2 separate regions of the Mus musculus genome follow, and region 1 is linked to region 2. The links are chromatin loops, found by intact Hi-C in ENCODE. Cell type or tissue: heart. All regions are shown on one strand. Each heading gives the region's core, and the rest is flanking DNA. Links, peaks and the distances in the headings are about the cores only.

What was found. Peaks named below come from ENCODE experiments on the same cell type or tissue, not always from the same donor. Only the 100,000 strongest peaks of a DNase experiment are listed, where the experiment ranks them.
Region 1: it touches region 2 in a loop (6-fold over the local background); 1 of 42 quality-filtered maps calls a loop at or near these places.

Annotation. Positions count from the first base shown.
Region 1 is chr11:50,322,512-50,328,339 of GRCm38, reverse strand. Canx (calnexin) reads left to right here and starts at 2,667. Exons shown (of 15, transcript NM_007597.3): 1 at 2,667-2,847. It overlaps Gm46280 (a long non-coding RNA gene), which reads right to left and starts at 2,588. Exons shown (of 2, transcript XR_001780205.2): 1 at 2,288-2,588; 2 at 1,184-1,467. In heart, for the core only: no CTCF peak of the experiment used is centred there; a DNase peak (open chromatin) is centred at 2,519; H3K4me3 peaks cover 3,504 bases; H3K27ac peaks cover 3,002 bases.
Region 2 is chr11:50,427,663-50,433,490 of GRCm38, reverse strand. Rufy1 (RUN and FYVE domain containing 1) reads left to right here and starts at 2,366. Exons shown (of 18, transcript NM_172557.3): 1 at 2,366-2,707. The coding sequence starts at 2,386. In heart, for the core only: a CTCF peak has its summit at 2,576; DNase peaks (open chromatin) are centred at 2,400 and 2,600; H3K4me3 peaks cover 2,078 bases; H3K27ac peaks cover 1,780 bases.

The DNA of each region.
Region 1 (5,828 bases), core at 261-5,260, 110 kb after region 2:
ACATATGCAAGTACAGCACACTCATGGAGCCCTCAAACCCACACAAATTATAATGAGAAAAGAAGGAACAAGTGCAATTAAGAGAAAAGAGGGGCTGGAGAGATGGTTCAGTGGTTAAGAGCACTGACTGCTCTTCTGGAGGTCCCGAGTTCAAATCCCAGCAACCACATGGTGGCTCACAACCATCTGTAATGTGACCTGATTCCCTCTTCTGGTGTCTGAAGACAGCTACAGTGTACTTACATATAAATAAATATGTTGTTTTGTTTTGTTTTTTTGTTTTTCGAGACAGGGTTTCTCTGTGTAGCCCTGGCTGTCCTGGAGCTCACTTTGTAGACCAGGCTGGCCTTGAACTCAGAAATCCACCTGCCTCTGCCTCCCAAGTGCTGGAATAAAATATATCTTTAAAAAACAAAAAGACAAAAGAAATAGCTCCTAATTTAAAAGGTATAATGAAGCTGGAGATGGGTGGGTTCTCAGTAATAGTTTAAGAAGCATCTCAGCGAGTGAAGATTTCTTACAAACCATCGAAACTAACTCACTCTCAAGACCATTAGGCTGTAGATTTCTTACAAGCCAGTAAGAAAAGCCTAGAATAGAAAAATTGGACAAGCTCCATGAACAGACAATTAAAAGGAATCTACATGATCAGTGCAAAATGTTTAATGAATCTGTGATAAAATAAGTTGTATTTTCTACCAATTAATTTGACAGGGCCTGATTAGTGTGTACAAAGAAATGATCAATAGTAATGTAGCCAGTGAGAAAAAAAAAACTGGGTGGAAACATGAGTACTGTTGCTTCAAGTAGGATCAAATCAAGTAAGAGAGATTGGGGATGAAGACATTGAGAAAGAATTAAGACTTAGAGACTGATGTCTAACCACTTATATTTTTGCTGACTGTTCAACACCAAGCTTCTAGAAAATTTTAGATAAGTAATAACTTGTGTTGGATGAATAAGCTATCTCTGATAAATAAGGCTCATCAATTCCTGAAGGTCTACTCAGGTTAACACTAACTGACTTGAAGGTATATGCCTAGTCTCTTTGTATTTGCTAACTTTGTTAAGGTTTAGCTGTTTGGATAAACTGAAACATAAAAGAAACTTGTAATATTCTATAATGACACACCATGAACAGACCAGAAGACTGACGTTCCCAGTCTCTTTGTGGACAGTATAGTTTAGAGCCATCATGTCCTCATTTTTATTAAAATTTCACATTTATTAATGTATGTATGTGAATTTGTATAGAGGTCAGAGTACAATTCAATCTCTTCTTTCACCACGTTGAGTTCTGGGAATTAAATTCAGGCCATCAGGTTTGGTGGCAAGTGTCCTTACCTGCTGAGCCATCTCCATTGCTCCCAAAACATTTTTAGTATATGGATCCCCCAAATACCTGAGAGTCACTTTTTTGCTCTTCTGTACAATTTTCTCATCTCAAGAACTTCCTTCCAACTCCACCTACAGAAAATTTGCATATCTATGAGGTCCAGTTCAAGTCTTTGTCAGTTTAGACAGAAAAGTTCTGCCTCAACTCCTCTACTCCTTCAGTACTGACATATTTTAACACCTCTCTGCAGAAGTCGATTTTTTGGCTTTCTTAAATTCAAGGCCATCTTGGGTAACACAAGCCAGAACTCAACCTAAGTAAATTTAGAATTTTTTTTTAAATTATGTGTACTGCCTGTGCCAAGCTGGCTTCAAATTTTCATTTTGAACATGCTCTTTATAAGGCAAATAAGGAAAGCAATTTCTCTTCTTTAAAATTAGGGAGAGAGAATTGGCGGTTACTAAATTGACCCAAACATCAAATCCTTACTGCCTTTCTCTTGGGGTGGCAGGAACAAAGCTCGTTTCACATGTAGAAAAACCTGCTGTTTCTTTCCACATTATTCAAAGCTTTGGGTCACCAAATACAACCCGAGGCGATCAGGATTCTCAAGGATCTAGCCAAATCCTTAGCCACTTCAATCTTACAGCGTTATCAGCATATTGAAAAACGAGTGGGTTATGAAAAGGCTATTTTAAATCTGCACATGGCATCACCCTTTTCCTCAACTCTGTCGCTTAGGTATGTCTGATTTTAACGACTAAAATCAGGAAACAGCACGGGCACATGGGAAAGTGACTCCATGTGGCTTGATTGTGAATCTAGGTAGTGTTTTGTTAGGTAAAGAGGTCTCAGGCTCCTGAGCTCAGGGCGATGACTCCGCAGGAAAGGCGGTGTCTGCTACCCAGAGGGATTTCACTCACTGCGCAAGCACACCGCCCGACCTCTCACCATTTGTGATGAAGGCCATAGGTCCCAGGCGGGGTTGGGACAGAGTTCCTAACTCAATGGGTCGGAAAGCCGTCTTCTGGATGTCCAACACACCCGCCCTGAGGGACTAGGGCGACCCACGCGAGAACGCGTGCCAGATCCGTCCGCCCTCCGCGGCGCGCGCCCGCCCGTTTGGTGACGGCCCGCCTTCCTCCTTCATACCCAATCAGCAACCACTTCCTGCCTCGCTATTGACCAATCACCACGCTCCACGAAGAATAGCCCTAGGGGGCGTATGGGAAGGCGCTTCGAGCGATGGCTGTATCTACCAATAAATTCTTAGATCTTGCGCAAAGGGGCGGGATCTGACGTTCGTTTTAGCCACTCAGGAACGAGGGGCGGACGCGGGGTTGGGCTTCGTGCGGTGGGGCTCGCTCGCGCGGCGGCCGTAGCCGAGGCCTCTTAGTTCTGCGGCACGTGACGGTCGGGCCGCCTCTGCCGCTGTCTCCACTGCAGCACGGGGCCGGGTGTGCGGGTGGGAGAAGGTGAGGGAGCCGCCAGTGGTCCCCGGGAGGCTCGAGGTGAGACGGGAAGCGTGTGCGGGGATCTCAGGCCCGGGACGAGCCTTGGGGGACTGGGCGAGCGGCGCCGTGGCGGAGGGGGTCGGGCGTGGCTGTAGGCTCGACGACTGAGGGGTCGGGCGGGCTTTCGAATGGCGCAGGCCTGGGCGGACGCGCAGGGCAGTGAGGAGAGCGGCCGGGTTAGAGAGGCTAGCCTGGGCAGCGCCGCCGGGGTCGGGAGGCGTGGCAGGTGTCCTGGGGTTTCCCTTGACCTCTGAGAAAGCTAACAACTTCCTACGGCTTTGCTTCTAGAGCTTTCTTAGGCCCTGGCCAGGCCCACCCAGAGGTGGGCTGAGTAATCCGGTACAGGTGTGGTATTAGAATTCGGCCTAGTAGGTAGCCCAAATAGCAGGGAAAGGTGAAGTAAATCCAGAGATAAGCGTTACAGATTAGAAAATAACTTGCCCAAAGGGAAGACTGGACCATAGCATCCTGATGAGGGAGTAGAATGTACTAGAACGTGTACCGCTTGAGAAACTTAAGGCTTAACTATTAAAGCACCTGCCTATTCGGTGGTGGATAGATAGTAATCCAGTGTGGGTGTTCACAGGACCTTAAGAGCAGGAGATACAAGCGAAAGTTCAGTTAGTGAGGGGAGGAAACTGAGGCCTAGAAGTTTGAAATGACTGGCCCAAGGTCATACAGGTAGTTCTAGTCATCCAGTTGGGATTGTAACTGAGCACTAGACCGTTTGGGTTAAAAGTCCTGGTTCAAGCACCTAACTGCAATTAATCGGGGGAGTGGGAATTTGGGAGATTTTTTTTTTCTACTTTAGGGCTCAGTCCCCAGGAGTAGACAGAATGACTGATGGGCCTTGTATTGAATTCCGAGGGAATGGGAATGAGAAATTGGATGTGTAGTAAAGGTTCAGTGGGTAGGAATCGAACTGGCTTCTTGAAATCCGAATGCCTTGGTCATTACACTGATACACTAATGTTTATATTGAAGGCCTGTGTGCCAAGACCTGAGGACACATTGATGACACTTTGTGTATTAACTGCTGGTCATGACACTAGTGATTGCATTGCTAGTTGTGTGAAGTTAAACCAAACTGAATACTAAAAGCTTGGCAAAGTTGAGCTACAGTCTCTTTACCCTTCAGAAATGGAAGAATCTGCCTGTTTTTTAAAAATAATTTGCCCTCCCACCCCTTTAAAGGGGGACAAGTTGGGTTACCTTAAAAATCTTTGTATATTTTCCAGTAACCTTTGAAAGGGCATGAACAGAATCAATTCTCATGTTGTACTTATACTGTAATTAAGCTTACAGGCCAGGCAGGGGTACACTACAGGTGAGCCAGGCCCTGAAGAACTGTATATAGTAGTGAGCCATTCACAATAGGAGTTTACCGAACTGTCTGTGAATGGGTGTCACCTCCTTGCTATCTTAACTCAACAGTGCAATTAACTCCTTAATCTTTCAAGAGCCACAAGGCATGTGCATCTTGACAACACACCTTGCATCCTTGTCCTGCAGAGGTCACTTGCCCAGTAAGAGAACTTTGAGGGAGTAGAGTGGCAGTTGCTAAGAATAACTGCAGAAGACTGTCCAGCATGATAACTTTAATTCCTATCCTTTAAAAATGGGAATGAAAGAAAGAAAGAAAGAAAGAAATGGGGATGAGTGTGCTACTTGCTTTGCCTTTGAGAGGGCAGATACTAAGAAACTGTTTGGGAAAGTGTAAGGAAATGGACAAATAGTATTGGCAGCTCATAAAAAGTCCTAAGAAGTAATTAAAGTGCCAAAGATAGTTGTAGTCTGTATAGCTTACTGTAAAACTCATTAGGAAAATGCTTGTTAAATGCTTTGTTATTGCTACAAATGCTAGGAAAGAATTTTTAGGCTTATTTAATTTTCTGTGTATGTGTGTTTTGCCTGCATGTATGTCTGTGTACCATGTGTGTGAGACCCATCATATTGGTGCTGGGAATCAAACCTGGGTCCTCTGGAAGAGCAGCAACTATGTCTTCAGCCCTGAAATTTTTCTTTTTTCTTTTTTTTTTTTTTTAAGGAATCTAGACAATTTTTATATTGTATTCTTGTCTTTAAAAAAAATCATTTTAAGATTTATTTAGGGCTGGAGAGATATCTCATCGGTTGGGGGCACTGGCTGTTCTTCCAGAGGTCCTGAGTTCAATTCCCAGGAACCACATGGTGGCTCACAGTCATCTCTAATGAGAGCCGATGCCCTCTTCCGGTGTGTCTGAGGACAGTGTACTCATATACATGAAATAAATCTTTAATATGTGTGTGTGTACTATGTACATATATATATATATTTAAAAATATGTGTATGTTGGTGTGAATATATATGCAATATATTATTCATGGGGGCCAGTAAAGGGCATTATATTCTCTAGAGTTGGAATTACAAACAGTTGTAAGCTGCCCAACTGGGAATTCAACTCTTAATCACTGAGCCATCTCTCCATCCTGCGTATTCACATCTTAAAGTGAATTAATAGGAAAAAGTTTCTTTTAAAAAAAATCACTTATTAGCTGGGTGGTGTGGTGGTGGCTCACCTTTGATCCCAGCATGAGGGAAGCAGAGGCAGATTTATCCCTGACTTCAAGACCACCCTGGTCTACAGAGTGAGTTCCAGGACAGCCAGGGCTACAACAGAGAAACCCTGTATCAAACAAAACAAAACGAAACAAAAACAAAAAACCCACCACCACCAAATTACTCCTATGTTTCTGTTAATGAAAACAAATCCAAGAAGGTGGTATATAATTCTTGGCCTAGGCCCAGGGTTCCATTCCCAACACATGAAGCAGAAACCCCCAAATATGACATGTGAGTAAGGTATAGGTCTCATTTATAGAGCAGGTCACACTGTTTCTCAGGATGTTGTTCTGTCTTTGTTATCCTACCTCATCCCCCAAATACTGAGGATGGACTCTAGAGCCTTGAACTTAGCAATTAGGAAAACACCACTACT
Region 2 (5,828 bases), core at 401-5,400:
GCCTGGTGGACCTGGACACACACACACAGAGTTTCCTGCTCCAGCCTATTTCCACTCTTCCCGAGACTCCACCCTGAAGCCTGTCTCTCCCCTGGGCCACAGCAGCATCTTCATCCCAGGGTTGGTCTCAGGTTCTTACCCATGGAGATTCTATTGACATTTCTGTCCGTGCACTCTCAAACCCTTTGCACTCTGCCATAGCCTCTTGAATCTACTCTGTAAACCACATAATAGAGACCTATAGAGAGCTATATTTACTGTGTGCAGTGTGACAGAATTAAAGTGGGAATCAATGAATCTGCATTAGCCCCTGCCACATTTCCGAAACAGGCGGGGTTGTCTGAGACACTGCCACCACAGAAACCACCAAGCATTGTGAAGGTGCACCGAGGCTGAGTCACTTCTCAGATCTTCAAATTCATCTGCATTAAATTTGGTGACGGCCCCATTCTTTGAGATGTGGGTGGATCTTCTATCGGTCAGTGTACTTGAGCCTAGCCCTGTGTAAGGCCTCATCACATGCTTCTCCTCCTGCAGCTTGGTGCAGTGGGCATGATGATCTACACACAACATGAACCTTTCCTCTGTGCCTCAGAGCACACAGACGCTATGCTAAGCTTCTCTATATTGTTCGAGGCTTAGTGTCTGTAATGCCAAAGGGAGCACAAATAATTTCTCATAGCAGCCATCCAACCACTACCAATAATGTGCTACCATCAGGAAACATATTCTAAGTTGTCCATGATTCAAAAAGGACTAAAATCCAAATTTTTAGGTGAAATTATTTGATCTCTAACAATCTACCACAACATTTTATTTTATTCTATTTGTTGAGACAGGATCTTACTACCTAGCCCTGGCTGGACTGAAACTGGTTATGTAAACTAGGCTGGCCTTAAACTCACAAAAATTTACCTGCCTCTGCCTCCAAAGTGCTGGGATTAAAAGTGTGTGCCACCACACCTGGCCTGCAACAACACTGTAATAATTTTAAACACTAAGAGTTCTGTGGTTTGACATGGTCCAAACTGTTAAATTCTTTTTTGCAAATTGTTACATTCTCATGACATTCGCATCTCCATCTTGCCAAATTCCCTTCTATCCCTAGTAAGAAAATAGGCTGAATAACCACATATCTGTAGGGTGACTTATCCAAGCCAGAGTTGGAAAGCAGAGACAATAATCACAAGGTACGTTGTGTGCTGCGTTTCCTTATCACTTAGGAATGAGGTTGGTTCAATTCCTATCAACTTAATTAATAGCAGAATACAGAGCTCATTTCCAGACCACCACTGCTGACCTTGCCTGCTAGGCTGTCATTCAGATTCATTTGATTTGAAAGAAAAAGCCCCACCACCACACACACACCTCTGACTCATCTGTCCTAATTTCTTTGGCAGCCCTTTTACAGCCTGTTCTGAAGAAAGCTGCCGAAAAATATGAAGTCGAAAATATTAGACATGAGTTGGCATGGTAAGGCACACATAAAATCCCCATACTCACTTGACAGAGGCAGGGGGATCACCAGTTCAAGGCCAGTGCTCTATTACTGAGTTCTAGGCCAGCCGGAGCTACAGACTGAAATTCTGACTGGGAACATAGCTCTGCTAGTTCTGCTAGTAGAGTGCCTGCCTAGCATGGTGTGGGGTCAGAAGCACTTGGGAGATGGAGACAGGAGGATCACAAATTCAACGGTCCTGTTGGTTATGTGTGTTGGGGGTTGGGTGAAGCTCAGTGGTAGAGGTCTTGATTAGCATGTATGAGATACGAAGTACAATTCCCAGAACTGCCATGCCGCGCGCGCGCGCACGCGCGCGCGCACACACACACACACACCCCAGAAAAAAGTAGTTAAGCACACCCCTGCCAAGTGGCCTACTGGGGGTGATGGGGACTGCGTTGTTGAGACAGGGTTTCTCTGTGTAACTCTGGCTGTCCTGGAACTCACTCCGTTGACTCTGCTGTCCTCAGCGATATTGCCTGCCTATGCCTCCCTGATGCTGGGATTAAATGCTTGTCCCACCACCACTTGGCTACATGGCCTGTTTTAATGTCTCCCTTGTGTGGGGGAAAGAAACAACAATAACAACAACAAATAAAAATCCAACAGTGAGATTTTGATTCAAAGGGGGAAAAGGCATGTGAAATGAAAGTTTAAAAGAGGAAGTTGTGTCGCAAAACGTTAAAATAAGGCGCATTCCCGGGGTGGGAAGTAGAAAGTCCAAAAGTAACTTCCAAGTGCTCCGGGCTGGGAATCACCTACGGTTAGGAATCGTACTTTCCCGAATGCTATACAAGGAAAGCAAGCCCAGGTGAGAGCGAGCAAGGCCGCAGCGGCTTAAGGTCGTCGGTCCAGGGCAGCGGCGGGTCACGTGACCTAACAACATGGCCGCCCGCGGAGAATGCCGCCGGGCGGGGCAGGATTCGGAGCCGGAGCCGGAGCGGGAGCCGGAGTCCGAGCCGGGGCCGGAGCCTGAGCCCCAAGCAGGCCTAGAGTCCGGGGAAGCGTTCGAGATCGTGGACCGGAGCCAGCTGCCGAGTCCCGGCGAGCTGCGGAGTGCGTCGCGGCCTCGAGTGGCCGACAGCTGGTCGGCGCCCATCCTGACGCTGGCGCGCAGAGCCACCGGGAACCTGTCGGCGAGCTGCGGCAGCGCGCTGCGCGCGGCCGCGGGGCTGGGAGACGGCGGCGGCGGCGGGGAGCGCGCAGGTAGGCCGGGGTCCCGCGGGCCGGGGCTGCTCCCGGGCTGGGGAAACCTGACCGGCCGGACGAGCTGCTCCGCGGAGCTGTGCCGCGCGGCGCGGCACGGGGCTCTGCAATTGGTGTCACCCACCGGGCCAGGGTGACTGCGGCCCGGGACTCCCCTCCCACCTTGTTTGTCTTTGTGAACCTCAGAGCAGCTGCGTCGTGATCACGGATTGACTTTAAATAGGAGGTTTACATTAGAGGCTTAGACGGAAAATCACCAGTGTTCGTATTTTGCATACTTGACAAATGAAGTCCGGTGCTGGTCCCCAGTTAACAATCTCGGCAGCCAGCCGGTTTGCACCTGCGGCTGAGGTTGACAGCGTATTCCAAAGTTGGTGAGAGCAGCGAGTCAGAGTCAGGAGGTTTTAGTTCCCTTTATTCTCCCGCCACTAACCCCCAACCCCACCCCCCGTGGGACGAAGACTTCCCATCACCTGTCCTACTCGCGTTTCCCAGTCTATAAAAACGGGGATTAAAAAAAAAATTAATCAGCTACGTTGAATAATCCAATTCAGCTGTTATGATCTAGATTAGAATTTCAGCATACCAATAAAGAACAAAAGTAAATTATTATTTGTTTTTTATAGCTGGGCTTGGTGATTCGGGTGCATACTTCCTGCACATGTTAATGTACGTGCTCAGAACTGCGCTAATTATAATCCATTGGTGTTTCTGAACATATCTAAAATTAAAATATAAAGGATAGCCAAGGGCGTTGTGGTGCTCGCCTTTAAGACCCGCACTTAGGAGGTAAAGGCTTGTGGAGCTCTGAGAGTTTGAGACCCACCTGGTGTACACAGTGAGCCCCTGCCTCTAAATAAATAAACAGACAAATAAATAAATAACCACGTTTCACTTGGCCTGGTCACTTACTGTGAATGGACCATGCAGACTTCAGGTTGCTGAGGTAAAGTGAGTGTTGACTGTAAATGCCTGGGGCATCACGTGCATACAATAGACTTTAGTACCCAGATTTTATTTTAAAGAACAAAATCACAACAAAAACAACAAAAAAGCTTCTTTCCTTGGTAATGAATTAACCTTGATTTTTCGGTTTTGGTCTTGGTTTTTGTTTGGGGTTTTTTTGTTTTGTTTTTAGTTTTTTGTTTTGAGACAGGGTTTCTCTAAGTATCCCTGGCTGTCCTAGAACTCACTCTGTAGACCTGGCTGGACTCGAACTCAGAAATCCTCCTGCCTCTGCCTTCTTCATGCTAGAATTAAAGATGTGCACCACCACCGCCTGGCAATCTTGGTTATTTTTATAACCTTTTCATTTGTGTGTGTATATGGGTTCACATATGTTTGTACATGTGCTTGTGTACTTGGAGACCAGAAGTTGGCTGTTTTCCTCAACTGTTTAACCCACCTTATTTTTGAGACAAGGTCTCTCACTAAGCCCGGAGCTAACCAATTGGCCACACTGTCCAAAAAGACCCAGGTGTTAGCATTCTGTCTAAACTCCACCCCCACAGTTACCTAGCAAGAGCCAGGCAGGCCTGACCCACTATAAAAGGGGCTGCTTGCCCCCTCCTCCCTCTTACTCTTGCTTCCCCCTTGCTTCTCTCTTGCTCTTCCCTTCCCCCTCCCCGTCCCCCTCTCTCCACGTGTTCATGGCCATGCCCGGCCTATACTTCTCAACTCTCTCCCTCTCTCTGCCTCTACTACGCTCTTAACTTCCCTCCCCATGCCCTGAATAAGCTCTATTCTATACCATCATGTGGCTGGTCCCTCAGAGGGTAGGGGGTGCCTTGGCATGGACCCGCCGAGGCAGCCCCTTCCCCCATACCTCACCACACCCCCATAGAACATATCTTATACCTCTTTATCTTTTTTTTATAAACACATCGCCAGGTATCGTCCTGTCTCTGCTTTCCCAGGGAAGCACTGGGAATACTAACAAATGCTGTCGTGCCCAGTGTTTAACACTGGGGATCTGAACTCAGGGCTTCAAGTTTCATCTCCAGCCCTGATGTTTTTAATCATTATGCTTGCCGTGCTGTGCCTGTGGAAGTCTGAGGATGCCTTTCAGGAGTCGGTTCTCCCCTTCTGCCATGTGAGTTTCAGGGCCAGCACTCAGATCACCCAGCCTGTACCCACTGAGCCATCTCACCAGCCCTGGTTTTTACTTTTTGACTCTTAAAACAATGGCTTAAAACGTACACACATTATGTACCTCCACAAAAATGTTTTCTTTCTTTATATCCATATCTTATCCTTTTTCCCATTTAAAATTGTTTTGGTTTTAGTTGTTTACTTAAGCCTGTTGGCTAAGAGCAAAGATACAGAGAGAATTAACAATAGTTCCCAAATCTCAGGAAGTTTTGGGTGAGGATGGAGAGAGGCTGGTAGTGGATTCAGGGTAGAGCTGGGTAGGAGGAATGGTTTCTGAAGTTCTGTACTGTAGCTAGAATAGCTAAGATCAGCAAGAACTACCGAATATTTTCTAACAGCTACTGGAGATGTTTTACTCAATCCTTCCCAACAGGGAAAGGAAAACTGTTTGAGATGGTGGATATGCCAGTTGCCCTGATGTTCGTTACATGTTAAATCTATAAGCCAAAATGTCACAGTATACCCCTTAAATGTGTACAATTACTGTTGCAATTTAAAACATGTTGACAAAATGGCCTGGTGGGTAAAGGTGTTTGCCTTCATATCTGATGGCCCGAGTTTAGTCCCCAAGGTCCACATGGTAGGAGGGGAGAACTGACTCTCACAACTTGATCTCTGATCACCACATGTGTACCATGGCGTGTGTAAACAACCCCCCTCACTAAATAAAATGCATATGTAAGTGGGCGTGTCCATATGTGTGGGCGTGTCCATATGTGTGGGCGTGTCCGGGGGCAGGATCATGGCTATTCCTGTGCTGCATCTTGTCTAACTGGAAAATCTTCAGGAAACAACACACAGAGACATCACCTGTGTTAACAGTGCCTTCTTCTAGAACATACCACACACACACACACACTTAGGTAACATTTGTTAATCTCACAGAAGTAGAGGAAAGACCATTATCCAAATTCTTTGGTCAGATTATGCAAGCCTTATTTTCTGTCAGACGGGGATAAGTGGGCTTTGA